2 separate regions of the Mus musculus genome follow, and region 2 is linked to region 1. The links are chromatin loops, found by intact Hi-C in ENCODE. Cell type or tissue: heart. All regions are shown on one strand. Each heading gives the region's core, and the rest is flanking DNA. Links, peaks and the distances in the headings are about the cores only.

Region 1 (15,189 bases), core at 3,009-11,008:
CTGCCCTCCATTTGCCTCCTTCAGGCAGATGCTGAGGTTTCTAGCCTGCCCGCTCTGTAGTTTCTCTTTTAAACATTAATAAACTTTGTGTTCTATTTGAGTCCATTCTTGAATTCTTTTATTGATGAGACGAAGAACCCAAAGGGGACACTGACTTCCTCTGTATCGCTGTCTGAGAAAACGGAGGCTATGGCTGAGAAGTCTTGCCTAGCCATCACCAGCCCTGTCCTGGTCCTAGTTTGTTCTGTTTTACTTTTCCCTACTTTAGGCTCTAGAAATACAGCAATAACCGTGGTGCTCAGCTGAGAAACAACTGTCACACACATACGTGCTGCTAAGAAAAAGAGGCATGGGGTAAAAAAAAGTCTGGACAAGGGAGCAGTTGTGTGGAGAGTCAGGGGGCCCTCCATGGGTGACTGAGCAATGATGTAAACAGAGACCTGTCACAGGCAGAGAAGCAGTGCTACAGCAGGACAGGAGGCAGAATGGGCTCAGGTGACTGTGCCTGAACGGACAGTAGACTATTTAATTGAAGCATAAAAAACAAAGTCAGGGCGGTAGGCCATGCAAACAGCTGAACTCACTGAGCAAACTGGAAAACTATCGGGGACTGTGAAGCAGAGATTTAATAAGCCTGATTTTGACTTAAAAAGATGCAATCGAGCCGGGCGTGGTGGCGCATGCCTTTAATCCCAGCACTCGGGAAGCAGAGGCAGGCAGATTTCTGAGTTTGAGGCCAGCCTGGTCTACAAAGTGAGTTCCAGGAGAGCCAGGGCTACACAGAGAAACCCTGTCTCGGGGGAAAAAAAAAAAGATGCAATCTAGCTACCTGGGGGCTGGCAAAGGAATCGTATAAGGGCAAGATACAAAAGACTCCTACACATCTTTGATGTTACCACCTTGATGAGGTAGAGCCAAGTGGATCTCTTGTGAACTCAAGACCAGCCTGGTTTATATAAAGACTTCTAAGATAGCCAGAGCTAGATAGTGAGAGACTGTCACAAAACAAAAACAAAGAGTATAGTATGTATAGATGAAATTTATTATGCTCATTGTCTCAAAGTTTCTGTTACTGTGCCGAAACACCATGACCAAAAGGAACTTGGTGAGGAAAGGGTTTATCTGGCTACATTTCTACATCATAATCCAGAAAAGTCAGGATTAAAACTCAAACAGGGCAGAAGCCTGGACGCATGAGCTGATACACATGCTATGCAGGAAGATACTTACTGGCGGCGCCGGGCATGGTGGCGCATGCCTTTAATCCCAGCACTCAGGAGGCGTGGACAGGCGGATTTCTGAGTTCGAGGCCACCCTGGTCTACAAAGTGAGTTCCAGGACAGCCAGGACTACACAGAGAAACCCTGTCTCAAAAACACCAAAAAAAAAAAAAAAAAAGATACTTACTGGCTTGCTCCTCATGGCTTGCTCAGCCCAGGACCACCAACCCAGGGATGGCACCACCCACAATGGGCTGGGCCCTCCCCTAACAGTCACAAATTAAGAAAATGCCCTACAGGCTTGCCCACAGCACGATCTTCTGAAGGCATTTTTATTAAGGTTCCCTTCTCTTTAAAGTTGTGTCAAGTTGACATAGAACTATCCAGCATAGTCAACAAGAGTTTTTAAATACTTATAGGAAACATATCAGTTATTCCTTGAAAAATCAAAATACAGGCTGAGCATGGGGACACAAGTAAACAATCCGAGCACTTAGGAGGAAGCAGGGGGGCTACAGTGAGTTTGAGGTCACCCTGGACTACAAAATCAGGCTCTTGTATCAAAATGTTTAAAAAGGCCAACCATGCCAGGCGGTGGTGGCGCACACCTTTAATCCCAGCACTTGGGAAACAGAGGCAGGTGGATTTCTGAGTTTGAGGCCAGCCTGGTCTAGAGAGTGAGTTCCAGGACAGCCAGGGCTACACAGAGAAACCTGAAAACCAAAAGAAAAAAGAAAAAGAAAAAAAAAAAAGGCCAACTATTACAAATTTTTTTGTTTTAAAATGTTAATTTTCAAGATCTGGCTTTCTACCTTACAGAAATCTATCCTGAAATGTAGTCGCTGTTATTCTTAACCTCTTATTTCAATATGTAAACGTGGGCAGTCCTCCTCTGCTCAGGAACACCCAAGTCTACACTGCTTCCTGGTTTACAGGAAGAGCATGAAGTGTTAACCATCTTTAAACTGTACATCATAATGATGTGGGGGCTCCTTCTCTTAGACAGCACATATAATCCTGACACTATCAGCAGTTTAATAATAACAAAATTGGCACATTTTTGCAATATAATCTTTTTTTTTAAATCTAGCTGAGAGAAAACTATCAAAGCTGAGTGAAAAGTGTTCCTGTACTTACAAAAACAAAAAACAAAACAAAAAAAGAAATACAAACAAACAAACAAACAAAACAAAAAAGAGAAAAATACCACTTTAAAAACAAAAACACTGAACTGGTGCACACCTTTAATTCCAGCACTCAGGAGGCAGAGGCAGGAGGATCTCTGTGAGTTCCAGGCCAGCCTGGACTACATAGTGAACCTGGGTCAAAAGGTAACAAAACTAAACCAAACCCAGGTCCTCTACAAGAACGGCAAATGCTCTTAACTCCTGGGCCATCTCCCAGGCCCTGTGACAGTTATCTTGCCTCATTATAAATGTGGCAATGTTATGAAAGACACGGATATAAGCTCAGAAATTACAGTCCCTCTTCCTAAATCTCTACTTGGAAGTTCACTCCCTCCTTGGAGAAACCACACAGCTCTTTAAAAGGTTTCCTTAGAAGTGAAATAAAAGGGCTGCTTATATCACCTCTATAATATACTTGCCCAAGACCATATACTACTCCTACAGCTCACAATGACTGACAGAAGTGTCCTGGTAAATGCTGGAAACCTGTGAAGAGAGCCATAGTAGCTAGGGATGCCCTCAGTGGTAGAGAGCCTACCTTAGCTCATGGAAGGCTCTGGGTTTCAACCCAGCATGGCAAGCAAGCAAACAAAGCATGTCTAATTAGCATTCTCAAATATTAGCTTTGGAAAGGAAAAAAAAAAATTAAAAGGGAATCCCAATCTAAAACCAGTATTATTTTGGTTCTTCTCTTATCACGATCTGAAAGACAGCAGCTTAGTTGAATCACTTCCTAGTCAATTCTATGCTCAGTAAGTTCCTTCCACACAGCTCAGAGTCTCACTTCCTACATCCACAGACAAACCCCTGCTGGGACACTAAGGGAAAGAGGAGGGTAAAGGAAACGCTCGCTCCCTCTCCGCCACTGACACACTGCAGTTCTCTATTCATATTCCTTTCCGTTTATTCGTAGACACACTCTGGGTCCAGGGGCTTACGGCCAAGCCTGATGACCCAAGTTCAACCACTCCCAACCCACAGAGTAGAATCCAAGAACCGACTCCCAGAAGTCTGACTCCAGAGACATGCACACACACACACATGTAGGAAATGTAAAAATGAGAGACTGACATAATTAAAAATTTATTGAACTTTTTAACCTCACAGTGGGTATTTTTGAATAAAAATTATTTTCAAGTTAAGCTGTATAATCTGAATCTAATTCACATGTTTAATGTTCCTTCAGCAACTTTAACTCCAAAACTATAAGGGGAAGTGGTGTGAGGGGTTGAGGGTGGGATAGAGGGAGGGCATGCCCTTGATCCCAACAGAGGCTTTCGAATCTCTGAGTTCGAGGCCAGCCTGGTCTACAAAGCAAGTTCCAGGACAGCCAGGACTACACTGAGAGGCCCAGTCTCAAAATTAAAACAATAAAAACATTTAAATAGAGTCAATTCTAATTTAATAATTTTAGCAAACATTTTGGTATTCAAAAAGAGGAGTCTAAATTATTATATGCAACAAATTTACTATTTGGGAAGGTATTCCATAATTAAATTACTCAGAGCCCAGCTGTAGAGATAACTGTTCTAAAAAATACTGTTCTGTTTAGGCCACTGACAGGGCTCAGCAGGTAAAGCAACTAGCATGCAGACTTGACCTGAGTTCAGTCTTAGGAACCTACATTACCGTGGAAGGAAGAAACTGACTCCACAAAGTTATCCTCCAACCTCCTCAAGTGAGCCTTGGCCTGTGTGCACCCTTGTATATCACACACACACACACACACACACACACACAGTGTTGTTTTGAGACAGGGTCTCTCTACATGGCTCTGTTTGTCCTAGAATTCACTATGCATAAGAGGCTGGCCTCAAACTCAATAGATATGTCTGCCCCTGCTTTTGTATTCCTAGTGCTGGGATGAAAGCCCCAGCTGTTTTATTCTGAGACACTGAAGGCCAGGCTAGCCTGGACCTCAGCCTCCCAAGAGCAAGAGGGCAGGTGTACACTGTTTCTTCTAAATCAAATGTTCTAAGTAGCAAAGTCATTTTCTTAAGGATGCTGCCATTTAAAAACCTGCAGAGCCGGGTGTGGTGGCGCACGCCTTTAATCCCAGCACTCGGGAGGCAGAGGCAGGCGGATTTCTGAGTTCAAGGCCAGCCTGGTCTACAAAGTGAGTTCCAGGACAACCAGGGCTATACAGAGAAACCCTGTCTCAAAAAAAAAAAAAATCTGTAAAAATAAAAACCTGCAGAAGCTCAGCTACTTCAGGGTCTTCTATGAACAGAACTTGAGTTTTTAAACAAGTACTTGGTTTGGAGCTCGCCAAATCCAAAGCCACAATTGAGGTCTAGGCTCTACCATTTTTGAGTGATTTATTTATTATTATACGTAAGTTCACCGTAGCTGACTTCAGACGAACCAAAAGAGGGTGTCAGATCTCTTTATGGGTGGTTGTGAGCCACCATGTGGTTGCTGGGATTTGAACTCAGGACCTTCGAAAGAGCAATCAGTTCCCTTACCCGCTGAGCCATCTCACCAGCCCGATTTTTTTTTTTTTTCATTCTTGTATTTACCCCGTATGTTTTTCCCCAAAGAAAATCTGTCCTTCAGATAACCGAGGGCTCTGTCTGAAAATTAAAACCACATCACTTCTGGGAAACCAAGGGACTGCTTTTTCTTAGGGTTTTATTTAATAATGCTGACGGGAGACGAACACAGTAAAGAGCCAGTAGGTATAGAACGCACACTCAAAGCTTACAGGCAATTATTTAGTATCACTGACATAGTAATGGCCTAGGGTGTTAATGACAATGAACCAATCGGCTAAGTCATGTAAGTATAATGCAACGCTATTCCTTTATCCCAGGAAATCAGGTAAGAACCATACGGTAAAAAAAATTAAATAAGAAAAATAGCAAAAGTAAAACTAAACCAAAGCCCTAAAACTAAAGGTATAAGCAATACAAACCTACAAAGTAAACAGGCAAAAAAAAAAAGTCATTGAGCTTGCACCTCTCTTGTTCAATTCCTTGTGCCTCAAAACAACATTTTGTGTAAATCCAGCACTGAGACCCCCAGATGAATATTAAAAAGGGTCAAATACAGCTCAGACCAGGGGCTGAGCCCACACTGCAGACCCGGGAGACACACCTCCCTCCCAGGCCCCCAGGCTGCTTTCAGCTTACGCGCTTCTTCTCGCGCAGTTTGGGGAGCAACAATCTGGGAGGAAAAGATTTCTTTGTGCGTGTGTGCGTGTGTTTTAGCCAAACTGACCTCACAAGCCGTCTCAGAAGGGGTTCTCTAGTTCAAAAGGAAAGGCCTTTGTGAGCATTCCGTCACAGAAGGGTGGGAGCCCCAAGGCGACTGCAGCCACCCGGAAGCTTGGAGCGTGGGCGGCGCGCAGGCCCGAACTCGGGACCCCTCGAGCAGCGAGCCGTGGGCAGAAACCCACGGACAGGGGCCCCCACCGCCGGAGAAGCGCGGGCCGGAACCCTCGGACGTGGAACCCACGGGCTGGGGAAGCGCAGGCCGCCCCGCGGAATCAGAACGCGGCGCCGAGGCCTCGGCCTGCCACCCGCGGCCCGGCCCGCCGCCCGCGCCTCCCGTACTCACTCACGCACAGCTCCACCACGTACGCGTAGTAGGACCAGACGACCACAAAGGTGATGAAGAGCACCGGAACCCAGCCCACCACGCGTTGGCAGCAGCGCCAGAGTGTCCAGGGCGCCATGTTCCTCTGCTGACTGCCGGGTCCCGCTGCCCACGATTCTGTAGGACCACAAGACCCCAGCGGCCCTGTCGCCAGCTTCCCCGCCCCCGAGGCTCCGCCGCCGCAAGCAGTGGCGAAGGGCGACGCCACAACTCCGCCCCTCCCTGCGCCTGGCCCGGGTCCGCCCCTGACCCCGCCCTCGGGCCCGCCTCCGGGCCCGCCTCTCATCCCGCTGCGAGCTGTGAAGGGCGACGCTGCAACTCCGCCCCTCCCGGCGCCTGGACCGGGTCCGCCCCTGCCCCGCATCCTGCCGCTCCGCCCCTAGTCCCGCGCCTGGCAATCCCCGTAGGGGGTGGGGCTACCCGGCCGAAGGAGGCGGGGCCTGAAGTTGGGGCGGGGCTTCTGCTCAGGCCCGCCCATGGGATTTGGGGGTGCCTTGGTGGAAAAGAGAGGAGAGTGCTAAGGATGTGTAGGAGGCCATCTAGGACTGGGTGACGAGAGGGATGGGGATGCGCAAGGGGAGAGGAATGAATTCTTAGCTGCCCTGTGTGCCTTGGGTGGCACTCTGTATAACACTCTTCCCCTAGGTCTTTCAGGACCCATACAAGTCGGGTTCCCTATTACATAAGGCTGTGCATCACTCAAGCGTGCAAGCAAGAAAAATATTATATATACTTAAATATAAGACTCCTGTGACTATAATGTGTCTCCAATGAAGAATCCCCTGGGATAATTTGGTCCACGTATCGCTCTCTCCACCATGTTTTGTTTGAATTGGTAGGAGCCTGAGATTTAAGGTGGAAGCCATATACAACAGGTCAGTTTGATTTGGAGTCCACATTTAAGGTTACACCATGAAAGCAGAATATAGAAACAGCCCTTTCCTGGAGTGGGATTTTCAAATATTTACAGCTGGAGATTGCTAAGTAATGACTGCAATCTTAGAATCTAGAAGCCTTGCTGTGAAACATCATAATGTACAATCATTAGGAATAATTTCATACATTCTTTTAAAACACAGTACATTCATTTATTTACATTCTATGTGCGGATGTGCATGGACCACTGCTCATGAGGATGTGTGGCCCAGGGGTTGTCTGAGGACAAATGAAAAGTTTTTAAGTTTGGTTTGGGTTGGTTTGGGTTTTGGCCCTGGGCATAGTGGCACATGCCTTTAATTCCACACACTCAGGAGGAAGAGGACAGTGGAACTCTGTGAGTTTGAGGTCAGCTAAAACAGACTATTTACTAAAGTCTCCAAGAAGAAGGTAACTGCTATTATAGTATGATAAAGACTTAGTAAAATGAGTATTAATATTTAGTCACCATACACTACTGTTACATTAAAGTAACATGTATACAATAAGAAAATTGCAACATGCCCTAAAGATGACATTAGGACCCAGAAGTGCACACCTTTAATACCAGCACTTGGGAGAGAGAGGCAGGTAGATTTCTAAGTTCAAGGCCAGCCTGGTCTACAAAGTGAGTTCCAGGACACCCAGAGCTACACAGAGAAACCCTGTCTAGAGAAAAAAAAAAAAAAAAAAAAGCAAACATATTCTGACTTCAAATTTTTGACTACATATTAGTGGCAAAATTGACCCAACTCTAGGGCACTAAGGTGGGTAAAATTCAGCTATTTTCCCAGAAAAACTGTCTCAAAGAATTAAGATACAACATGGAATCTGGAGGCTAAGGATGGAGCCCAGTGGAAGACCACATAAAACTCATGTGTGGTGATAGGTTCAGTTCCCAGTGAGGTGTGTGTGGGTGGTGGGTGGTTTTGACAGAATTAGGACTGACAGAAAAACTAGTATTAAGAATGCTGTCTCAGGGGCTGGAGAGGTGGCTCAGTGGTTAAGAGCACTGACTCCTCTTCCAAAGGTCCTGAGTTCAATTCCCAGCAACCACATGGTGGCTCACAACCATCTGTAATGGGATCCAATGCCCTCTTCTGGTGTGTCTGAAGATAGCTACAGTGTATTCATATAAATAAAAATAAATCTTTAAAAAAAAAAAAAAAGAATGCTGTCTCAGCTGGGCAGTGGTAGCACATACCTTTAGTCCCAGCACTCAGTGATTTCTGAGTTTGAGGCCAGCCTGGTCTACAGAGTGAGTTCCAGGACAGCCAGGGCTACACAGAGAAACCCTGTCTCAAAAAACCAGGAAAAAAAAAAAAAAAAAAAAGAATGCTGTCTCTTCCCCCCTTTCTTTCCACATGCTCCCTGGCCGGCCTCTTCCCTCGTTTCTTTTCTTTCTGTCCTTCTCTGCCCCCTTTCTTTGTCTTTTACATAAACAGCAGTGAGAGACTTGAGACCCCAGGGAATGGGGAGGTCTGGAGGGGTGGGTGGGGACATCCTCTTGGAGGCAGGAGAGGGGAGGAGGGGGAGGAGGAATGGGATGCGGAATTGTCAGAAGATGGACCAGGAAGGGGCTAATGACTGGACTGTAAAAAAAAAAAATTAAAGATTTAAAAAAGAATGCTATCTCTTGATGTACCAGAGAGGGTGGGGGACATACAGGGGGGCCCTAGCCCCTCAGAAGGGAGGGGCAATAGGGGATTGTGGGATGGGTGACGGGGGGGAGGGGGGGGCCGGGGGGGGAGATCAGTGAGTGGGATGTAAAGTGAAGAAGTAAAAAAAGCAAATTTTAAGAAGACAAAAATATTGCTGTCTTGCCAGGTGGTGGCGCAAGCCTTTAACTCCAGCACGTGGGAGCCAGAGGCAGGTGGATCTCTGAGTTCAAGGCCAGTCTGGCCTACAGAGTGAGTTCCAGGACAGCCAGGGCTGCACAAAGAAACCAAGTCTGGAAAAACAAAACAATACAACCAAATGCTGTCTGAGGGCTATGACTGGCATGTGGGAAATGAAGCCGCTTTCCTCTGGCCATCTTTCTATTTATATAGATAAGACTATAAAACTATATAATTTTATAACTATGCTAAAATTTACACCCTTCACTGCCTCTATGTAAAACAGATGCAACTTCTCATGTGTCACTTCATTATAACTTCTGAGTCTCACTGTTCCAGGGATTGACCTAATGGGTCACCAAGGGAACAAAGAAAGGACATACACAGAAGAGCTAAGACTGGGTGGTCTGGGCTCTCTGATGGACCCTGTGTCTTAGTCAATGTTCTACTGTTATGAAGAGATACCAAGACCTCAGCAAATCTTATTAAGGAAAGCATTTACTGTGGTTGTCTTACAGTTTCAGAGGTTTATTTAGTCCATTATCAGCGTATCAGGGAGCATGGAGGCAGGCAGACAGACATGTTGCTGGAGAAGGAGCTAAGAGTTCTGCATCTCATCAGCAGGCAGCAGGAATTGAGAAAGCCACTGGGCCTGGCTTGGACCACTGAAACCTTTAAGTCTTCCCCCAGTGAGACACACTTCCTCCAATAAGGCCACACCCATTCCAAGGCCACATCCAATCCCTCTCAAGCAGTGCCACTGGCTAATGACCAAGCATTCAGATATATGAAATGAAGGCCGTTCCTTCCACAACACTCTGGAAACTCAGCTTGCTTACTATATACAGTGGAACAAAGAGGCCGGTTATTGCATATAGGTGAAGAGAAAAGAGGGCTATTGCATACAGCTGAGCAAGACAGGTTTAGCTAATCTCCATAGTGGTGTCTTCAGGCCCTCAGCATCCTAGGAGAGTGGTGGAAATGACAGTGGACACTTTTTAGTCATAACCAACATTTTCATTCTAACCAGAGGAGGCTTTGCCAGTCCCATGGGGCTGAAGCATTGGTCTTTGACATGGCTGCACCCATGTCAACAACATACATTCATTCAGGATTTAATTTACTCCCTACATATAACATTGGCTACAAGAGCATAACAGATCACAAGCCCAGGAAATGGGTCTCAACCTTCCTAACACTGTGACCTTTTAACAGTTTCTTATGTTATGGTGACCCCCCAAACATAGAATTATTTTTGTTGCTAGTTCATAACTGAAATTTTCCTGCCATTATGAATCATAAGGTAAATATTTTTAGAGATAGAGGTTTGCCAAAGGAGTTAAGACCCACAGTTGAGAACCTCTGAGCTAGAGGCTTAGAGGCTTAAAACAACAGAAATTAATTCTCTAGATTCTGGAAGCAAAACACTCTAAGCCAAAGTGTTAAGAGAGGCCTACATTCTCTTGGAAAGGGCTAGTAAGAACTCTTTTTTACTTGTATTTTATTATTGTTTTGAGACAGGAACTCAGGACATAGTCCAGGGTGTCCTTAGCCTGACAATCTCCCTGTCTCACCCTCCTGTGTGCTGGGTTAAAGATGGAATCTGCCCCACCTAACTGTTCAGAAAGAATTCCTCTTTGCTCTTTCCCCTGTGGCTGTGGCCAACAGTCCTTGGCATTATTTGACTCACAGGCTGTGTCACTGCAAGATCCCCATTCATTGCCACCCTGCGTTTCACTTTCCAGCCTTTCTCTCTTAGTTTGGCTTAAGGATGAACGCTACTCCAGTGACTTTGCCCTAACTAGTACAGGCATAATGATTCTTTCCAATAAAGGCTAAATTCCTAACTACTGGAAGGTTAGGGCCTCCTCTTATCTCTAGGAAGGCACTCCTCAGTTACAACATAATCTTGAATGTGAAATTAACCATCCTGCCTCCTACCTTGGAAGGTTCTTAAAGGGAGTATTTAGGGCTGGTGAGATGGCTCGGTGGGTAAGAGCACCCGACTGCTCTTCTGAAGGTCAGGAGTTCAAATCCCAGCAACCACATGGTGGCTCACAACCATCCGTAACAAGATCTGACTCCTTCTTCTGGAGTGTCTGAAGACAGCTACAGTGTACTTACATATAATAAATAAATAAATCTTTAAAAAAAAAAAAAGGGGAGTATTTATTGTGAACCAGTGCCACCTGGGTAAGAAACATTGGGCAACTGAAAAATGAATGCTTGCAGGTTTCTGTCTAATGTTCCAAACAGTCTCTGATTTCTGAGTGCCACATATGCACTCAATTTTAACAGGGGCATAGAAACTATTTCAGATCTGCTGCTGCAGTTTCGGTCTTTTTTTTTTTTTTTTTGGACTGTGTAGTCATGGCTGTCCAGGAACTCACTTTGTAGACCAGGCTGGCCTCGAACTCAGAAAACTGCCTGCCTCTGCCTCCCGAGTGCTGGGATTAAACACATGCACCACCACCACTGCCCAATGCTTCTGGGTCTTAATGCCATCTTTAGAGCAGGTTGTAATTTTCTTTTAAAGGCAGGGTCAAGGATAGGGTAGTTCCCTACTGACATTTGGGAACTGTGTCTGTGTTTGGTGTTCACGGGCATGCATTAACTCATGTTCTTTTGCATGTAAATAAATGATCAGAACCAGCATCCTAGACCTTTCTGTTCCTTGCTGGGCTATGATTTCACTCCTCTCTGCAACTGCTTTGAGTTCACTTAAGGTGAGCAGAAAATGTGAGCAGAAAAGCTGGGTTTAGTGACAGTCACTCTGACCACGGGTAAAAGAATAGTAAAAAGAAGAAAAAAAAAAAAAAAACTTCAGACCAGGAGACCAACTGGGAGGCAGTTCCACAGGAGAGTTGAGGACAACCTGAACTTGGGCTGCAGAGACAAGCCATCCCTAACTTCAGATTACTCCAAAAAACAGCAGCAAAAGAAGAAAATGGAAACTGAAAAGATCACATTCTCTGTCCTCAGCCTTTATCGTCCCACACCAACAAAAGAAATAAGGTTGGGAGTGGTGGCGCAGGTCTTTAATCCCAGCACTCGGGAGGCAGAGGCAGGCAGATTTCTGAGTTCGAGGCCAGCCTGGTCTACAAAGTAAGTTCCAGGACAGCCAGCAGAGAAACCCTGTCTCGAAAAAAAGCTGTTGGAGACCATACCGTGAGAAAGTAGGCCTTTCACAGCTTCCCACACTAATAAGCCAAATGGCCTTGTGCTAAGGAGCCAGTCATCACCCCCTCCTCCCTATTCCCTTCCTGGCACCTGAGGCCGTAAAAAGCTGAATTATAGTCCCCTCTTCCTTATCTCTTCCTGACTCCCAAGACTTCTTAAGGACCTGAGTTATGTGCTGAGCCCAGCCTGACACCCAAGGCTGTTAAGGAGGGATCTACATTCCAGAGATAAGACTCAGAGTGCCTCCTGCCTGCAGTTTGAATTTGGCCTTCATGTCCCCAGATGCCCACTTCTTTGTTCTTAGTTAGAATTAATTCCCCCTCAACCCCTCCCTATTCCCCTTGCTGTGTGCTTAAAACCTGGCGTTTCAGCCTAATAAACTGAGACCTTGACAGGAATCTTCCTTGGTCTCTGCTTCTCTTTCTTGCTCATTTCTCTTCAGGTTTGCAGTCCCCCTCGCACCCACGAATAACTGGATCCTGCTGGGTGGGACAAAAAGCCTAAGCCAAAACAAAACAATAAAGAAAAGAAAGAAATAGGGAAAACAATGTATTCAGTCTCAGACTGTGGCCTCCCTTCTGACCTCCTCCACCTCCTTCCTTTTTGCCAGCTGTCAGCTAGCCTGATGACTGGTTTCTGGGTTCTCCATTACAACCACCAGCAGGGACCTAAATATAGTTCAAGCACTCTCTCTGGGTTGAAGGGTCGGGGCTTAGATAAGCTTAGATAAGCCGTGTGGGTGTGGGTGTGGAAAGAGTTAAGGTAAATCAGGTGTGGCAGCAGACACCCGGGTTCCCAGCACCCACGAGTCTTTGACACAGACTGAGTTTGAGGGCAGACTGAGATATGTTAAGACCATGTCTCAATGAAGGAAACGAGCGAAGAAGAGTTCATATTCTGAATTAAAGCAGAATCCCAAAACACATCAAGACATCTAATACTAAGAAAGGATGCAAGTAAAAGGCAGCAGCAGAAGACAGGCTGTGGTGGCACATCCCAGAACTCGGAGGCGGAGGCGGAGGCAGAGGCGGAGGCGGAGGCGGAGGCGGAGGCGGAGGCGGAGAGATCTCTGTGAGTCAGAGGCCAACCTGGTCTACAGAGCAAGCACCTAGACAGCCGGGGCTACACAGGGAACCCCTGTCTTGAAAAACCAAAACCAAAGAGGCTGGGAAGTAGCAGAAGACTGCAGTGTGCCTGGGGGTTTGTGGAACATACAACCCCCACACTAGAGGGTCCTCCTTGAACCACAGGAAAAGAAACCATTAGCCCAGGAGACATGGAGATTCCATGAGGCATCTGAACAGACAGGCCTTGCTAAGCTCCTGTTTTATTACCATTAAATCACACCTTTTCTCTTCCAATCGCATGTAAAAACAGACGGGCTTCCCTGTTTGGACATTCACTTCTAAAGGCTCCGTGTCACATAAAACATAATAGTAAATACATCTGGACGCTCTTCTGTTGCTAACCTTTTATTACAAGTCCTCCGTGGTGGAATTCACAAGGGATGAGGAATCATTCCTCCACACACTACCAACATAAAAAAAAAAAAACCAATTTTTTTCCCCCAGAGAAATGCAGGAGAGCTGTGTCTTGCTTTAGGAACAAATGACTCTGTAGAGTCTATCACCCTAAAAAGGCAAGTTGAGGCATGTGGAGCATGAGAACGTAGAGTCAGGCAATTCACAGGTACTCCTCACTGAGGGACCAGGTTCTAGACTCCCAGACACCCTGCTGATGGTGTATGGGGTGGGGATGGGGGTGGTGCGTGTGCTTTGCGAGTTTTTGTATGTGTGCTAGGGAGTTTATGTAGGGCCTCAAAAAAAAAAAAAAAAAAAAAAAAGCATGTGCTCCAGTCCTGTGCCCCACCTTATGCTCACCCTGTATATAATAAATCCACAAGAGAAAGATACAGACAACTACACTGATTAAACCAATACAATATATGTATTCTATTGTACATAACAGTACAGGAGGGTCAGAGTAACCTTACAACATTTGTTTTGATGGGAGCACGGTAGTAACATGACAACTAATTTGGACGTATGACTTCTTCAGTTATTTTGGTTTTTGTGAAAATATTATTTGGTTAATACATCTGGACCATGCAGGGACGTGGAATTCTCAAGTGCGTTGTCAAGGCCCGACATGACTGTTGGGGAAGTAGAAAGCTGAGAACTGTCTAAGCAACCACAAAATGAGTCAGGACAAGATGGTGCTATGCCAGTCACTTCACCTGGATGGGTTATTAAAGATGAAAAAGAAAAAGAAGGGCATAATAATTAATTAAAGTGTTTGAAGAAGACAGTGCTGGATGGTGACCAGCACGGCTCACAAGTAATACATCCCCAGAGAGAATTGGGATAAGCACTGGGTGTGGCCCCAAGGCTGCCACATTTCCTACCTTCCAGATCCTGAGTTCTGTAACAGAGGCCCAGATCTTAGCACAACTGACTCCATGATGGAAGTGCCATTCAGGCTATAAAGTGCCCCAGTTGTCAGTCTGACACAGCCCAGGAGAAACTTTTATATGTATAATATCTGACTTCCTATTCTCCAATATTAGGAACGTCTCTGGGATTACATAAGTTTCCTTTGTATCTAAGCAAGGTTGTACATTTTCCTTGTTTTTAATTTTTAAATTTTTGTTTTTTGAGACAGGATTTCTCTGTGTAATCCTGGCTGTTCTGGAACTTGCTCTGTAGACCAGGCTAGCACTGAACTCAGGATCTATCTGAGGTTCACACAAACCACCACAGTGATGTAGCCTCATCTCATCTTTCTCTGGAAACAGAGATTTTGTAAACCCCTCCTCCCAAAATTTCCACCAGAGAATTCCTACAGCTGATAAACAGCTTCAGCAAAGTGGCCGGATACAAAGAAATCAGTAACACTCTATGCAAGCAATAAACCAGTTCTCTCTCTGTCTCTCTGTCTCTCTCTCTGTCTCTCTCTCTGTCTCTCTGTCTCTGTCTGTCTGTCTGTCTCTCTCTCTCTCTCTCCTTACTCTGAATTAGATTCTTTCACAGCGTAAGTGTAAGTCCTCATTCTTTAGTGCAGGTGTTGGGAGGAGCCATGAGAGCAGGAACAGACTTTGGTGGTGAACTAATTAGCATCCTCATTATTGGGGCAAAGTACTCAACCCAAAGCAAATTAAGGAAAGAGATGTTTCTTTTGGCTGACAGTTTAAGGGTACAGCCTTTCACACAAAGAAGATCGTCATGGCTGCAAGAGCTCAAGGCTTCTATATCT
Region 2 (15,189 bases), core at 4,373-12,372, 94 kb before region 1:
AACCCCAAATAAATGCTTTCTCCCTTCAGTTGCTTTGGTTGTTTTATCATAGCACTAGAGAAGTAATACACCTGATAATGTGAGTTTGAGTTCCAGAACAGACAGGGAGGAGAAAACTGACCCTCTTCTCCCTCTCCCTTTTCCTCTACATGCCCCCCCCCCCACTCTGGAAAGCTTGTTTCTCATTTCTACGAGCACACCATAGCACCCTTGCACACACATTAATAAATACACGGAAAAATTAACAACAAAATACTCTTGGAAAACAAAAACAATAGTGTAGCCAAGCAGCCTTGCAGAGGCTGCCTCTAAGCATTTTGGTAAAAGGAGAAGTGGCTGCTGAGAGGTCCCAGCGCCTTGAACATGGAGGTATGCCCAAGGCAGAGGAGGGCCCATGGGAGGTGAGCAGGCTGGGCTCCTCTCTGAGAAAGAGGCTGTGTCCTTGGAACCAGGGAGTTTCCTTGGAGGATAACGAAGGTGAACAGAGATGCATCTCACAATCTTTCACAGAGTCTTGCTTTGTTGGCACAGTCTTCAACTTGTGACCCAAATCGTCTCAGACAGCCTTAGTGAAACTTAGTGAAACACACACACACACACACAGAGAGAGAGAAAGAGAGAGAGAGAGAGAGAGAGAGAGAGAGAGAGAGAGAGAGGGAGAGAGAGAGAGAGAGATTGCCCATTATCTAACCTGATATAGCTTGCTATATGATGATGAGCCAGTGCCCATCATGGCGCTCAGAATGACAATCTGAATCTGGCTGGCCTTGCCCTGTGCTCTCCTGTGCTTTTCTCTTTGACAGGAGAGCTTGGGCCAAGCAGGAGGAATGAGCTGGAATTTCTTCTTGTGCAGTAGCAGGGAAGTTGAGAGAGATTTAAGGTGATGTCAAGAAGTTCTGGGATAAAGCTGAAAGTGTCTATTGGCCAAATAAACACATTAAAAATGTTTAAATTGGGGCTGGAGAGATGGCTCAGCAGGTAAGAGCACTGATTGCTCTTCCAAAGGACCTGAGTTCAATTCCCAGCAATCACATGGTGGCTCACAACCATCTGTAATGGGATTGAATGCCCTCTTCTGGAGTGTCTGAAGACAGCTACAGTGTACTCACATACATAAAATTAATAAAATTTAAAAATGCTTAGGTCAGCAAGTTAATGTTGCTGTTAAAGACAATGATACCGAGATCACTGGATGCCACCAGATGTCACTGGGGACTTTTGATCAGAGGTTGAGATCAGTATCTGTTCTGTCTTCCCACAGTGTGCTCCTGGTGTGTGTGATGGTGGACACTTCATCACCATGGCAGAGTGGCTGGGGAAGGCTGCTGTGAGGAGCAGTTTATATAGCTCGTTGTTTTAGGTTCAAAGGCCTGGTGCTGGCCTGAGCTCAGCTCTGGGGAGGGTCCCTGGGCCTCAGCTCATCACATGGCTGGTCATGGTTAGAGCCCGTCTAGGAACACATAACTATATCTCAGTGTGGAAAGCAGACAACAGGCCCCAGCTTTGAAACAACCTTCCTGAGAGAAACCCTAAGTCGTTGACCAGATTCCTTGAAGTTTTTCAAAGGCAGAGGCTGCAGAGCGTGACTCAAGGGCCTCCTATCATGCCACCTCCACACTACTCTCCTGCGGTCCACACTGGCAACGACAGCAGGTGATCCTGCCGATAGGTGAGGCAAAAAGAGCAAGACCACTAGGATTGTGTGTTGCTTGTCTATGCAAGGCCAGCTGTGGGGCATCAGTACCCACAGGAGAAGGCGGGTAGACACGACCTGCCAATGTGCACCCAACACCGCAACAAGCTTCTCCCCAAAAGATCAGACTTAAATCTGTTCTTGTTTTTTTAATCTAATAACCAATTTGCAGCAGGTTCAGGGAAGAGAGGAAGGCTGCTGAGGGACATTTGGGCAGGCTGCAATCTGCAAGTCTGTCTGCTGAGAACTCTGGGGGGTGGGTTGGGGAAGGGGGCTGGAGAGATGGCTCAGCGGTTAAGAGCACTGACTGCTTTTCCAGAGGTTCTGAGTTCAAATCCCAGCAGCCACATGGTGGTTCACAACAATCTATAATGAGATCCGATGCCTTCGTCTGGCCTGCAGATGTACATGCAGGCAGAACGCTGTATACATGATACAGGCAGAATGCTGTATACATGGTTTTTCGAGACAGGGTTTCTCTGTGTAGCCCTGGCTGTCCTGGAACTCACTCTGTAGACCAGACTGGCCTCAAACTCAGAAATCTGCCTGCCTCTGCCTCCCGAGTGCTGGGATTAAAGGGCGTGCGCCACCACTGCCCGACAAATAAAAAAAAAATAAATAAATAAAAAAAAAAAAAAAAAGGAAGCAAAAACCCTGCCTGACAAACAAACTACCAGGCTTCTCATAAAATTGTAGAGATTCTCTCTCTCTCCCTCTCTGTCTCTCTCGTTTTTGTTTCCCTGGCAGTCCTGGGAGTTCCTATGTCATCTTGAACTTGTGACAGTCCTCCTGGTGCAGCTCTCTGAACATGGTATCACAGGCTTGTCCCACCATCCTTGCTTCATCAAAAAATTATGCAAGAAAAGAGTGAAGAGATGGCCCAGAGGTGACAAGATCTCCCTGCTTTCCAGAGTCGCTGAGGTGGGCTCCTAGGCCCCAGTGGAGTGAGTCCTAACTGCACCTCCAGCACCAATGGCCTGACGCCCTCTTCTAGCTCCTTCGAGGACCTGCACCCCTCTGGTATACACTCACACATAACCAGAGACCATTTTTAAAAAAAAAAAAAATCTTAAAATATTTTTTCAATGAATTAAAGTGATACAAAAGGAACTTAGGGGTGAAAAAAAAACCTAGGTCAATTGAATTGCATGATACTTCCATCAGTAATAAACAAAAATATATCAAGTAATAATAAACAAAAATAAACGGAGGAACTCAGCCAGGATGGCCTGCAGCAGGGCCGGGGTCTGGTGAGTCACGTCCTGAGTGAGAGTTGGTTGTTGAAACACTCATGGCCCTGTCAGGGAGCCCAGAGCCACAGATCCATGGAGGCCTGGCAAACTCTTCCTCCTGGGTGAAGCCCAGAGGCAAATGGCAGAGCTTTCTTTGGAGGACCAAAGGCAAAAGCATTTGCAGTGTGTGCCAAAAATGTCTAACCATAGTTTTCCCTGCCCAGATACTTATGGACTGCTCTCTCTCCAGAGCCTGCTCCTACCAAGGCTGGCTAAATCTGTCTCCTTGATGCAGCTGTACACCGCAAACCCCGCCTTCTTGTTCAGCTGTACGCAATAACCCTGTCTTCTTGTTCAACTTTATAAACACCCCGAGCTTCTGGGTGCTGTGTTTTTTTTTCTAGCAGAGAATGCAGACCACCCAACCCCTGCTTGCTGTGTCTGTGCAATCTGACTTTTCTACATTCCCTCCCTACTCCAGCCATGGCCACGCCTCTAGACCTGCTCTGTTATTATGTCCCCAAGAAGGCCACATTGGTTACACAGCTACCTCCACACAGTGCTATCTTTATCCAAGTCCATAGTCTACTTTAGGGTCTCTCTGGGCTTTATGTATTCTACTGGCCTGGAAAATGTATGATGATATAGAAACCATCATTCTGGGGCAGAACAGAGCAGTTCCATCACCATAAACAAGTGTCTATGTGTCTTAGCTAGGGTTCTACTGCTGTGAACAGACACCATGACCAAGGCAACTTTTATAAAGGACAACATTTAATTGGGGCTGGCTTACAGGTTCAGAGGTACAGTCCATTATCATCAAGGTGAGAACATGGCAGTGTCCAGGCAGGCATGGTGCAGGAGGAGCTGAGAGTTCTACAGCTTCATCTGAAGGCTGCCAGCACAATACTGGCTTCCAGGCAGCTAGGATGAGGGTCTTAAAGCCCACACCCACAAGGACACATCTACTCCAACAAGGCCACACCTCCAAATAGTATCACTCCCTGGGCAAATACAAACCATCACATTCCACTCCCTGGCCCCCATAGGCTTGTTCAAACACATGAGTCTATAGGGGCCATACCTACCCATAGCATAATAATAATAATAATAATAATAAAGTACATTTAGTCTAACTTCCAAACTTCCAAAATCCCCATAGCTTATAGCAATCTCAACAGTGTTAAAAGTCCAATGTTCAAAGTCTCTTCTGAGATCCATCCAATCACTTAACTGTAATCCCCAAATCCACACAGGAAACAAGCTGGGTAAACTCCAAACTTTGCATCTCCATGTCTGATGTCAAAGCAGTATTCAGATCTCCAACTCCTTTTTCATCTTTGTTGACTGCAACAATCTTCTTTTCCTGGGCGAGTTCCACTCCATGTTAGCAGCATTCCTCAGGAGATATGGCTGTGGCATCTTGAAAATCTCAGGGTCTCCAAGGCAGCTTCAATGTTACAGCTTCTTGTTTCAGTGTCTGGGATCCACACATGATCTTCTGGGCTCCTTCAAAGGACTTGGGTCACTTCTTCAGCTCTGCCCCCTGTAGCACTCTAAGCTCAGGTTGATCCACTCTACTGCTGCTGCAGTTCTTGGTGATCATGCCATGGTAGGTGCTGGCATCTCCAATACATGAAGTCTTCTGCTGCAACTAGACTTCACCAATAGCCTTTCATAGGCTCTCTTCATGGTGCCAAGCCTCAAATCCTTTGCATGACCCCTTCAGTCCTGGGCTGTCAACTGCAACTGAAGCTGCACCTTCACCAATGACCTTCTATGAACTCTCACAGTGCCAAGCCTCATCTGCTCTTCATAACCTTCATGCCTTCAAAACCAGTACCACCTGGGTGACACTTACACATTACTAAGTCCAGCTGTATCATGAGATACAAGCTTGGCTATCTCTGGAACACTGCTTCTTTGTGCTCTCAGAAAACAATGCCTAGAAGATTTCACTTCAGTGATGCTGATCTCTTCTTAATCACCACTAATTTCTTTGCTCCAGCTAACCAACATCAATTGTCTCAGTCCTTTTATTTTTCAATTCACTTGCTGGTGCCCCTTTAATAATTGAACCATATATTTTATAGTTTTTCCTTTCTAAACTTGCTATGCTTGTTCAAAACACTCTTCATAAGACTTAACCAGAGAAAAAAGTGTCTGCTGGGCTTTTTTTTTGACACTTCCTTTGTCAATGCAATTAATATAAATCTCTTTACCTTAGCCTCAGGTAGAGCCTTCAGAAAAGGGCAGAAATATTCCTCAGCAAAACACCACAGGAACAGTCTCTAGGCCACAGTCTGAAATTCTTCTCCACTGAACCCTCTCGGGCCAGGTCTGCACAGTTCAAATCAAACTCGGCAACAAGGTCTTCCATATTCCTATTAGGATGGCCCATTATGCCCCATTTAAAGGACAGGATGGTCACTGAAAGCTCTAGGCCACCCGCTGCTACATGGCAACACCTTGTCTCAAAAGGTCCCTTTTCTGCTCATGTAGGTGTGTCTGTTTGCCTGTTACTTGTATTTAGTAAAGTCATTTAGCTGTTGTCCCTTGTCTTAGTCAGGGTTTCTATTTCTGCACAAACATCATGACCAAGAAACAAGTTGGGGAGGAAAGGGTTTATTCAGCTTACACTTCCACATTGCTGTTCATCACCAAAGGAAGTCAGGACTGGAACTCAAGCAGGTCAGGAAGCAGGAGTTGATACAAAGGCCATGGAAGGATGTTACTTACTGGCTTGCTTCCCCTGGCTTGCTCAGCTTGCTTTCTTATAGAACCCAGAGCTACCAGGCCAGGGATGGCACCACCCCCTTGATCACTAATTGAGAAAATGCCTTACAGCTGGATCTCATGGAGGCATTTCCTCAAGGGAGGCTCCTTTCTCTGTGATAACTCCAGTTTGTGTCAAGTTGACACAAAACCATCCAGTACAATTGACCCCTTGTCAACTTGACACACAAACACAACACTAGTAAGCCTCAACCCTTAGTTTCTTATTCATCCTCAAGATCTAAACAACTTTAAAAGTCCCACAGTCTTTGCAAATTATTAAAATTTCAATCCCTTTAAAATATAGAATATCTTTTAAAATTCAATGTCTTTTTACAATTAAAAGTCTCTTAACTGTGGGTTCCACTAAAATACTTTCTTCCTTCAAGAGGGAAAAATATCAGGACACAGTCACAATCAAAATAAAAATCAAACTCCAACCATCCAATGTCTGGGCAACTAATGTTCAGGGCTCCTCCAAGGGCCTGGGTCACTTCTCCAGCCCTGCCCTTTGTAGCACACACCTTGTCTTCTAGGCTCCAGATGACTGTACTCCACTGCTGCTGCTGTTCTTGGTGGTCATTCATGGTACTGGCATCTCTAAAATACTGCCGTCTTCTGCTGAAACTTGGCTTCACCAATAGCCTCTCCTAGGTCATGGTGCCAAACCTCAACTCCTTTGCATGACCCCTTCAGTCCTGGGCCATCCATTGCAACTGAGGCTGTACCTTCACCAATGGCCTTCCATGGCCTCTCACCGTGCCGAGCCTCAGCTGCTCTGCATGACCCCTTCATGCCTTCAAAACCAGTACCACCTGGGTGACTCTTACACATTACCAATTCCTGCTGCAGCATGCAGTACAACCTTGGCTATCTCTGGAACACAGCCTCTTTGTGCTCTCAAAAAACACTTCCCAGAAGATGTCACCTTAATGATGATGGTCTCTTCTTAATCACCACTAATTTCTTAGCTCCAGCTAACCAGCATCAATAGTCCTAGTAATGCAAAGGTTTTGCTGTAGTCGTTTTGGTATCTTGTTAATCACAGCTGATTCTTCAGCCCCAGCTAACCCAAACCACAGAATCTTCACATTAAAAACAGCAATGGCCCTAATAAGTCCTTAATCTTCCCTCTGAATTTTCACAAGCCAGGCCTCCATCTTCTGCACCGTTCTCAACATTATCTTTAAAGCTCCTACAGAACACCCCACAGAGCTCTTAGCATCCCAATGGCTCTTCTAGCTGAAAGTTCCAAAGTCCTTCCACAGTCCTCCTCAAAACATGGTCAGGTTGTCACAGGAATACTTCACTATGCTGGTACCAATTTCTGTATTAGTCAGGGTTCTCTAGAGTCACAGAACTTATTGGTAGTCTCTATATAGTTAGGGAATTAGTTGATGACTTACAGTCTGTAGTCCAACTCCCAACAATGGTCAGCAGCAGCTGTAAATGGAAGTCCAAAGATCTAGCAGTTGCTCAGTCCCACAAAGCAAGCAGGTGAAGGAGAGAGAGAGAGAGAGAGAGAGAGAGAGAGTAAATCTTCTTTCTTCCAATGTCCTTATGTAGGTCTCCAGCAGGATGTGTGGCCCAGATTAAAGGTGTGTGCCACCATGCCTGGATCTGGGACTTTCTTTGTCCCAGATGACTTTGAACTCAGAGATCTCCCTTTCTTAATCTTCTGGGATTCATAGTCATTATATCTCAAGATTTCCATGACAAAATCTAGGTCAGAAACTTGTATCTCTCTGCCTCCAGATTAGGATCACAGGTGAGTTGTCCAATTCTGGATTGTAGTTCATTCCAAATATAGTCAAGTTGACAACCAGGAATAGCCACTACATCCCTTGGAGTAGTTCTTCTTCCCTCCTGTGTTCTGAAGCAGTGTCTTATATTTATTTTAGCCTCAAATTTACTTTGTAGTCAAAGATGACTTGAACTCTTTATCTTCCTATCACCCAAATGTGGAGATAAAGGAATAAAGGCATATGCAACTATGCTTAGTTTTTGAATTGCTGGAGATCAAATCTAGGGCCTTGAGTATGCTAAGCAAGAACTCTACAAAATGAATGACATCCTAACTTTTTTTTACTTTTTTTTTCTTTTTATCAATTCATTGGTGTGGATTTTGTTGTTGGTGGGTTTTTTTTTCTGTTTTCTTTCTTTTGTTCTCTGTCTCTGTGTCTCTGACTCTCTCTCTCTCTCTCTCTCTCTCTCTCTCTCTCTCTCTCTGTGTGTGTGTGTGTGTGTGTGTGTGTGTTTCTTCGAGACAGGTCTTCATAGTCCTGGCTATTCTGGAACTCACTCTGCAGACCAGGCTGGCTTCAAACCCACAGAGATCCACCTTATGGCTAATATTTTAAGTAATGAAAACTCCAGATTTGGCAGAGAGGTGTCCTGTGATGGATTGGTAATCTGGCCACTTGGCAGAGGATGCAGCGGTATGATGGGGATCCAGCAGTCGTCCCAGAAGTAAGGAAAGCAGCTTATAATAAAGATGTAGAAGTAGAGGTGTCTACAAGGCGGAGGACCTCTGAATTTAGCAGATAGTGAAGGTACAAGACAGGAATTTAGGCAGAGATTTAGCAAGTTGTGTTGTCCCACCCTGCCTTGGGTCTGTTAACGACTAGGAGCACAGCAGTTTAGGGAAGGAGGTCCTAGATAGAGGATTTAGTAAGGCCTGGCTTGTCCTCGCTACAGGAGCAGCTTCTGTCTGAAGTTATGAGCATTCTACATCCTCTTAAATCTGTTTATTTTTATGCTGTGTGTATGGGTGTTTTGACTGTTTTCATGTCTGTGCACCACATGCATGCAGTGCCCAAAGGAAGCCAGAAGAGGACATCAGAGCCTCTGGAACTGGAGTTACAGGTGTTTTGAATTGTAGCCTGGTCCTCTGTAAGAACCTCAAGTGAAGAGCATTCTCATAATGTCTCTGGATATACTCCTAGCAAAGATTTTCTCTAGAGTCTATCAGCAAGAAGGGGTTGTAAGGACTAGAGGATGACTAGCAAGGAACCCTAAAGAATCCAAAGTGTGTGCCAGCTTGCCTTCTCACCGGAGTTCAGAAGTGCCAAGGCCAACAGCTGCTACTGGCAGTGTCTAATTTTTGCAGATATACTACATCCGATTTGTTTGTAAAGCAATCTATTAAAAGCAGTCACCAGATCTTTAACGAACTCTCTGGGTTAGCAGTGACATTCCGAACCTTACATGCTTACTGTCTAGATTTCATTTTTAAAGCAACTGCTTTAAAATGGAGCTATGGGGTTTATGTTTTAGTATCTATAGCATATTGTGAAGGTTTCTTTCTTCCTTCCTTCCTTCCTTTCTATCTTTCCTTCTTTCTCTCTCTCTCTCTCTCTCTCTCTCTCTCTCTCTTTCTTTCTTTCTTTCTTTCTTTCTTTCTTTCTTTCTTTCTTTTTCTGAGACAGGGTTTCTCTGTGTAGCCCTGACTGTCCTGGAACTCACTCTGTAGACCAGGCTGGCCTCAAATGCAGAAGTCAGCCTGCCTCTGCCTCCCAAGTACTGGGATTAAAGGAGTGCGCCACCACTGGCCGGCATGAAGGTTTTTTCAATCAGTCTTTCTCACTGATACTTTTGTAGTTTTTGTTTTGAAACAGGCTCTCTCCACATAGCCCTGACTGTCCTGACACTCTGAAGACCAGGTGAAGGTATGCATCACCATGCCGCTGGATTTGCCTCTCTTGAATTTTGCGTGACATAAAAAGAGCCTATTTCATTCATAGCCCCTAAACAGACAGCTTTACCCCATCATCTACAGAAAAGGTATCATTTCGCTGGCCTTGCAGTACCTTTCTGCACTGGGGGTCCATATTAACCAGTTCAGTCGGTTTATCATCACTATGACTACCTGGTTCATATTTTTACATGTCATGTGAATTTTCTTAAGTTTTTCGTGATCGCTACACATTTTCATCACTACGCATGAAAATATTACGTTAAGCTGACCTGGGCAGTGAGCACGTAAGAAAACAACTAAGAACGATCAAGACGCCTGTAGAGCACTGCGCATGCGTGTGCCCCACCCCTCTCCCCAAGGCAACACGTACGCGCGCGCGTGCGTGCGTGTGCACCCACACATACGGAAATACGCCTGCGCCATGCGATGCCCCGCCTTGCCACTCGTTTCCTATAAAACCTCGTGCCTTTCCTCGCGAGAGACGACTAGCTCATGCTCGCCGCAGGGGTCGGAGGTCAGGGCGAGCGTCTCCCGGGCCGAAGGAGGAAGATGGCGGTGGAGTCGCGCGTTACCCAGGAGGAAATTAAGAAGGAGCCGGAGAAGCCGATCGACCGCGAGAAGGTGCGGGTTGCGGGCGGCTGCGGGGCAGAGGTGGCAGCAGCGGCGAGCTGGCGGGAGGGCGGGCGCGGCCTGCGGACGGGTGGGCGGGCAGGCCAAATGGCGCGCCCGAGGCTGACTCCCTGCTTCTCCGCAGACCTGCCCGCTCCTGCTGCGGGTCTTCACCACCAACAACGGCCGCCACCACCGAATGGACGAGTTCTCCCGCGGGAACGTGCCTTCGAGCGAGCTGCAGATCTACACCTGGTGAGCCGCGCGGGACCCGGGCCTGGCGGGCTGCGTCCTCGGGGACAGCCAGGGCGGGCTCGCCCGCCGTGTGACGCCTTTCGGGAGTGGGGATGAAACGTTAGGTCAGAGTGAACTGACCGGCGTCGCTCTCGCCGTGTGGCCGCCCGGTACAAAAGGATACGTAGGTAGCTTACGGTGCGGTAGGATAAGATGGTAGAGGACGGGGAGGGAGATGGCTGTTGAGTGAACCGTGTTCGCAGAGTGGAGGCAATGGGAAGCCTCGAGCCACGCAGCACCAAGATATTAAAAAGCACCATCAACACCGAGCCCTTTCTGCCCCGGCCCTTGGTGTCAAAGCGTTTGGTGTTTGCACGGTGAGGACGGCTGTCCCAAGTGTTTCATCTCCGAGTACCTGCCTTGCTCAGGACCCACGCAGCTAGGACCGTTACAGGCTTGTCCTTTGGATTGTGTCAGGTTGACACTGTAATAGCTTTGGAAAAGCAGCAAAGGCGAATTTTAATACATTTTTGTTGCGGTGGTAAGATACACCACAAAAGAGTCCCTTTCTCGGGAAAACAGACAAACAACCCCCCATCCCCCCACCCCCATCCAAAACACGAGCTAGTGATTGAATTTATAAGGGAAAACTACTGAGTAGCGGCTGAATTTAAGCCACTCTCCACATACTAAAATTCCGTGTCCCCCAACAAATGAATTTTCCAGCTTGCCCGGACTTTGCTTAAGTGCTGCTTTTCTATTCCGTGAGCCCAGCTTTCTAAAGAGGGTTATCTCTCTGTTATCTGTAGAGATTGTTCCAGAACCACATGGATATCAAAATCTTGGAATAATCAAGTTTTTCACTTTAAAAATGTAGTGTTTACTGTACACACCTTTCAGCATATGCTCTTGAGACTTTCTGCTATAAAGCTTACCCTTCTTCTGCTAGGGCACTCAGACTGTAAAAGCTTGTTTAATTTTTAAAAATTGCCTCAAAAGAAAATCAGAGTTTATGCCAGCATTGAAGTTCACTAGGAACGATATATAAAATTTCGGAGTTAATTGCAGAATAGAGTATGAATTCTGGCCAGGTAAAATTTAGTTGCAAAAATACATAAGAAGGTAACAGTTGTCTGAAGTTTTATAACTTATTTTATTACACAGTGAACTACATACAGTTATGAAAAAATAAGATTTTACTTGAACTATGCACACTGGTGTATGTATAGTTTGTGTCAGTTTCGATATTATATCTTCCAAATTGTAATTTGTTTTTTATGTATATGTGTGTTTACCTTCATGTATGTGTGTGCCCCGCATAAATGCCTGGTGCCTACTGAGGTCACAAGTGGGTATCAGATCTCTGGGACTGGAGTTAGAAATGGCTGTGAGCTGCTCTGTTGGTGCGGGAGTTGAACTCAGTTCTTCTGCAAGAGTGACAGTGTCCCTCCGTCTGAAAGACTGAGTTCTGTTACAGGAACATGGAGAAATAAATACCTGGCGCAGAAAACGGGGGACAGTGTGGTCCTTCTGGGTATTTTCCCTCCATGCATTGAGTACGGCGATGTGGAGATTTGTAACGTTCACAGTAACACTGCAGGGCGTTCTTTAGCTCTCTCCTTGGTACCGTTCCATCAGGGTTGTCATTCTGAAGTGTCTCTCTAGGGTTCTGCCGTTTGTTCCAGTGCACAGAATGCTATTTCAACTTTGCCTTTCACTTACCTCTTTGTTGGCAAAAGCAGTGTAAAGATGAACTAAACTGACTGTTGCTGCCATGTTTACATTTTCAGTTACCTTGCCCTGGATTGTGCTGTATTAGCACAAGGGACTGTATTTAGTTCTGAGTTCAGATAAGTATTTTTAATTTAATAATGGCTTAAGTTGTAAAAGGGGCCTGCAGTTTGTCTTAACATTTCATGTTCTTGGCTTTAGGATTCCTTTATTTTAAAAAAAAATTTTTTTTTGGTTATTTTTGTGTTATAGGTGCATTGTGTAAGTGCTACAGCTTTTATGTCAGAGGACATCTTTTGGAATATTTTTCTATCCACATTTACTTGAGAGTTCTGGGGATTGAACTTGGGACAGCCAGCTTATGTAGTAAGTGACTACCTGCTGAGCCGTCCCACTGGCAGATTTATTTTGTGTATGTGTGGCGTATGGGAGTGTCGTAGCACATGTGTGGAGGTCAGAGCACAGGTTTGGAAGGCAGTTCTCTTTACATCACGTGGGTTCCAAGGATCAAACTAAGGTTGTCAGCCTGTCAGCAAGCACTTTTGCCCGCTAAGCAGCCATCTTGCCTTGCCTCCATCATTAAGATTCTATGAGAGAACAAGAAATTACATATACTTAGGAAGATGCTGTTGTAGCACACTGGTTCTAGGATGCACTCCACTTTCAGATGCTGTAATGTATGGGAGATTGTGTATCTTAGAAAATAGTTATTTTGTGTAGTTGAATAATTTGTACTGGTTACTTGCAGATAAGTAGATGGCTGAGCCAGATGATGTTATGTAGTCTCAGAACAAGGCCTTAGCCTTAAGCCCTTGTAGCAGGATTTTTATTTTATTGATGTTGTTTTCCCCCATGGAGGACAGCTCAGGAAATATTCAAGGCAATTTTTTCTTTGTTATTATTAGGGGTGTGTGTGTGTGTGCGCGCGCGTGCACACATTCCATGAGATGCTTGATTTGTGGAGGTCAGAAGACAACTGTGGAAGTTGGTTCTCTCCTTTTGACCCTTATTTGGGTTGACACAGGTTGCCAGGATTGTACAGCAAACTGACTTCCCTGCCAGGCCATCTTGCCATCATATAGTGTGCAGCACTGGACTACGAATGACTCATTGGATGCACAACTTGCTGTTTTTAATGTCCTTGTTATACTAATATTCATCATAATTATCTCTTCAAAAAATTCAGGATGGATGCAACCTTGAAAGAACTGACTAGTTTAGTGAAGGAAGTCTACCCAGAAGCCAGAAAGAAGGGCACACACTTCAATTTTGCAATTGTTTTTATGGATCTTAAAAGACCTGGATATCGGTAGGTGACTTGTTATTTTAATTCCTGTTATTTCTGCATTTTGCAAATCAGGTCCCCTCCCCAGCAACACACATATATATTCTCTTTCTGATAAGATGCAGCTGTGTTGGAATTATAAGCACATGTCACCATGCCTGGCTTTGGGATAATGCCTTTCGTGTCTGTCTTTAGTGACAGTAGTGGTAGCTATAGGCTTATATTCAGATCTGGCTTCACTTGAATTCTGGAGATACATCACCCCTGTAGTCTGCACCGTTCTGTTGATACAGTTCTAGTCCACTAACCGTTGGCTTTCTTTTCTGCAGAGTTAAGGAGATTGGCAGCACCATGTCTGGCAGGAAGGGCACTGATGACTCCATGACCCTGCAGTCACAGAAGTTCCAAATAGGGGATTATCTGGACATAGCCATCACGCCTCCAAATCGGGCGCCGCCTTCGTCAGGGAGGATGAGACCCTACTGAAGTCTATTGACTTTCTTGAAGTTATTTTTCAGCCAGTTTGTAAAATAAACTTACTTAATCCTTTCTTCCCCCGGACTTTGCCATTAAGCCTTTAAATTTTCAACAAATTGTAACACATTTATTTAGGAATTAGAGTTGGATGTACTTTGGTATATTAAAGTCCATATGTTTTAAGCCCTTATGTAAAATATGAAGAAAAGTGCTCTTAGCATTCTGTATAAAGCTGTATTGTGAAATACATGTGTTCAATCAGCCCAGGTGTAAAAGTTAATGGAGGCTTGAGTCTCACCTGATAATGTAGGGGTTTATTCAGCAGTAGAGGGCATTTTAAGCCCTAAAGAGGCAAAATAAGAAAGCCATGGGGTTGTATAAAGTGGTGAATATGTTTGTGGCATTAGATGATCGAAAAAGTAGGTGGCAAGGGCTGGAGAGATGGCTCAGAGGTTAAGAACACTTGTTCTTTTCTTTTTTTTTTTTTCCCGGAGACAGAGTTTCTCTGTGTAGCCCTGGCTGTCCTGGAACTCACTTTGTAGACCAGGCTGGCCTCGAACTCAAAAATCCGCCACCACGCCCGGCTAAGAACACTTGTTCTTGCAGAGGACCCAGGTCTGTTCCCAATATCTGTATGATGGCTCACAGCTCCAGTCCTAAGGGATCTGACCCCCTTTTTGCCTCTGGGCACCAAGTGAAGGGAGGAAATGAATCCAAACTAGGCTATGAGGGAGGCTTACCTTGAGCCGAGAATGGAAATACAGCCTGTTGAGTGCTGGAGACCTCACTGGAGAACTATGAAAGCTAAACATTTGCAGTAGACTTTAGAGTAGTAGTTACAGAGTAAATGGGATGGCTGAGCCCGAAGTCATTGTTTCCTATTAGATGTGTAATGTGCATGCTGGCACATGCACCTGAAGGGAGGGCGAGTGAGAGGGAAAAGCTACTAAGTAGTTACTCTTTGATACGCATTTCTATTCCTAGCTTATGTGGGACAGCTGAGCCACACTGCTAAGCATGTCTCACAAAACCTGCACAACTGAGCTGCAGTGACTGATTCCTGTGGCTGCTAAAGGTGTGGCTGCTTGGTTAGCTCATGATGGGCATTAGGAACAACTGGCCCTGCTTTATTGAATTCTATACGATTGCAAACCCCAATCTTAATACATGACTATAGTTTCCACCACGAAGGTGGTTAAGAACAGCAGAGTGGGGGCTGGTGAGATGGCTCAGTGGGTAAGAGCACCCGATTGCTCTTCCGTAGGTCCAGAGTTCAAATCCCAAGAACCACATGGCAGTTCACAACCATCCGCAACAAGATCTGACTCCCTCTTCTGGAGTGTCTGAAGACAGCTACAGTGTACTTACATATATTAATAAAATAAATCTTAAAAAAAAAAAAACAGCAGAGTGACTGCCTATCTGGTCTGTTGGCTTAAACACTTGCCAATGGCTA

Evidence for each region. Hi-C counts contacts between places; a loop is a spot of excess contacts. Peaks named below come from ENCODE experiments on the same cell type or tissue, not always from the same donor. Only the 100,000 strongest peaks of a DNase experiment are listed, where the experiment ranks them.
Region 2: a loop joins it to region 1, with 1.8 times the contacts of the local background. A loop is called at or near these places in 2 of 42 quality-filtered maps.

The regions. Positions count from the first base shown.
Region 1 is chr14:57,884,098-57,899,286 of GRCm38, forward strand. Zdhhc20 (zinc finger, DHHC domain containing 20) reads right to left here and starts at 6,239. Exons shown (of 13, transcript NM_029492.5): 1 at 5,966-6,239. The coding sequence starts at 6,083. In heart, for the core only: no CTCF peak of the experiment used is centred there; DNase peaks (open chromatin) are centred at 3,254 and 6,224; H3K4me3 peaks cover 1,827 bases; H3K27ac peaks cover 1,276 bases.
Region 2 is chr14:57,788,337-57,803,525 of GRCm38, forward strand. It overlaps Sap18 (Sin3-associated polypeptide 18), which reads left to right and starts at 9,853. Exons shown (of 4, transcript NM_009119.3): 1 at 9,853-10,018; 2 at 10,152-10,261; 3 at 13,158-13,280; 4 at 13,586-15,189. The coding sequence starts at 9,890. The coding sequence ends at 13,742. Mir3077 (microRNA 3077) reads left to right here and starts at 10,088; the gene lies at 10,088-10,151. In heart, for the core only: CTCF peaks have their summits at 8,501 (motif pointing right) and 9,265; a DNase peak (open chromatin) is centred at 9,825; H3K4me3 peaks cover 2,946 bases; H3K27ac peaks cover 2,051 bases.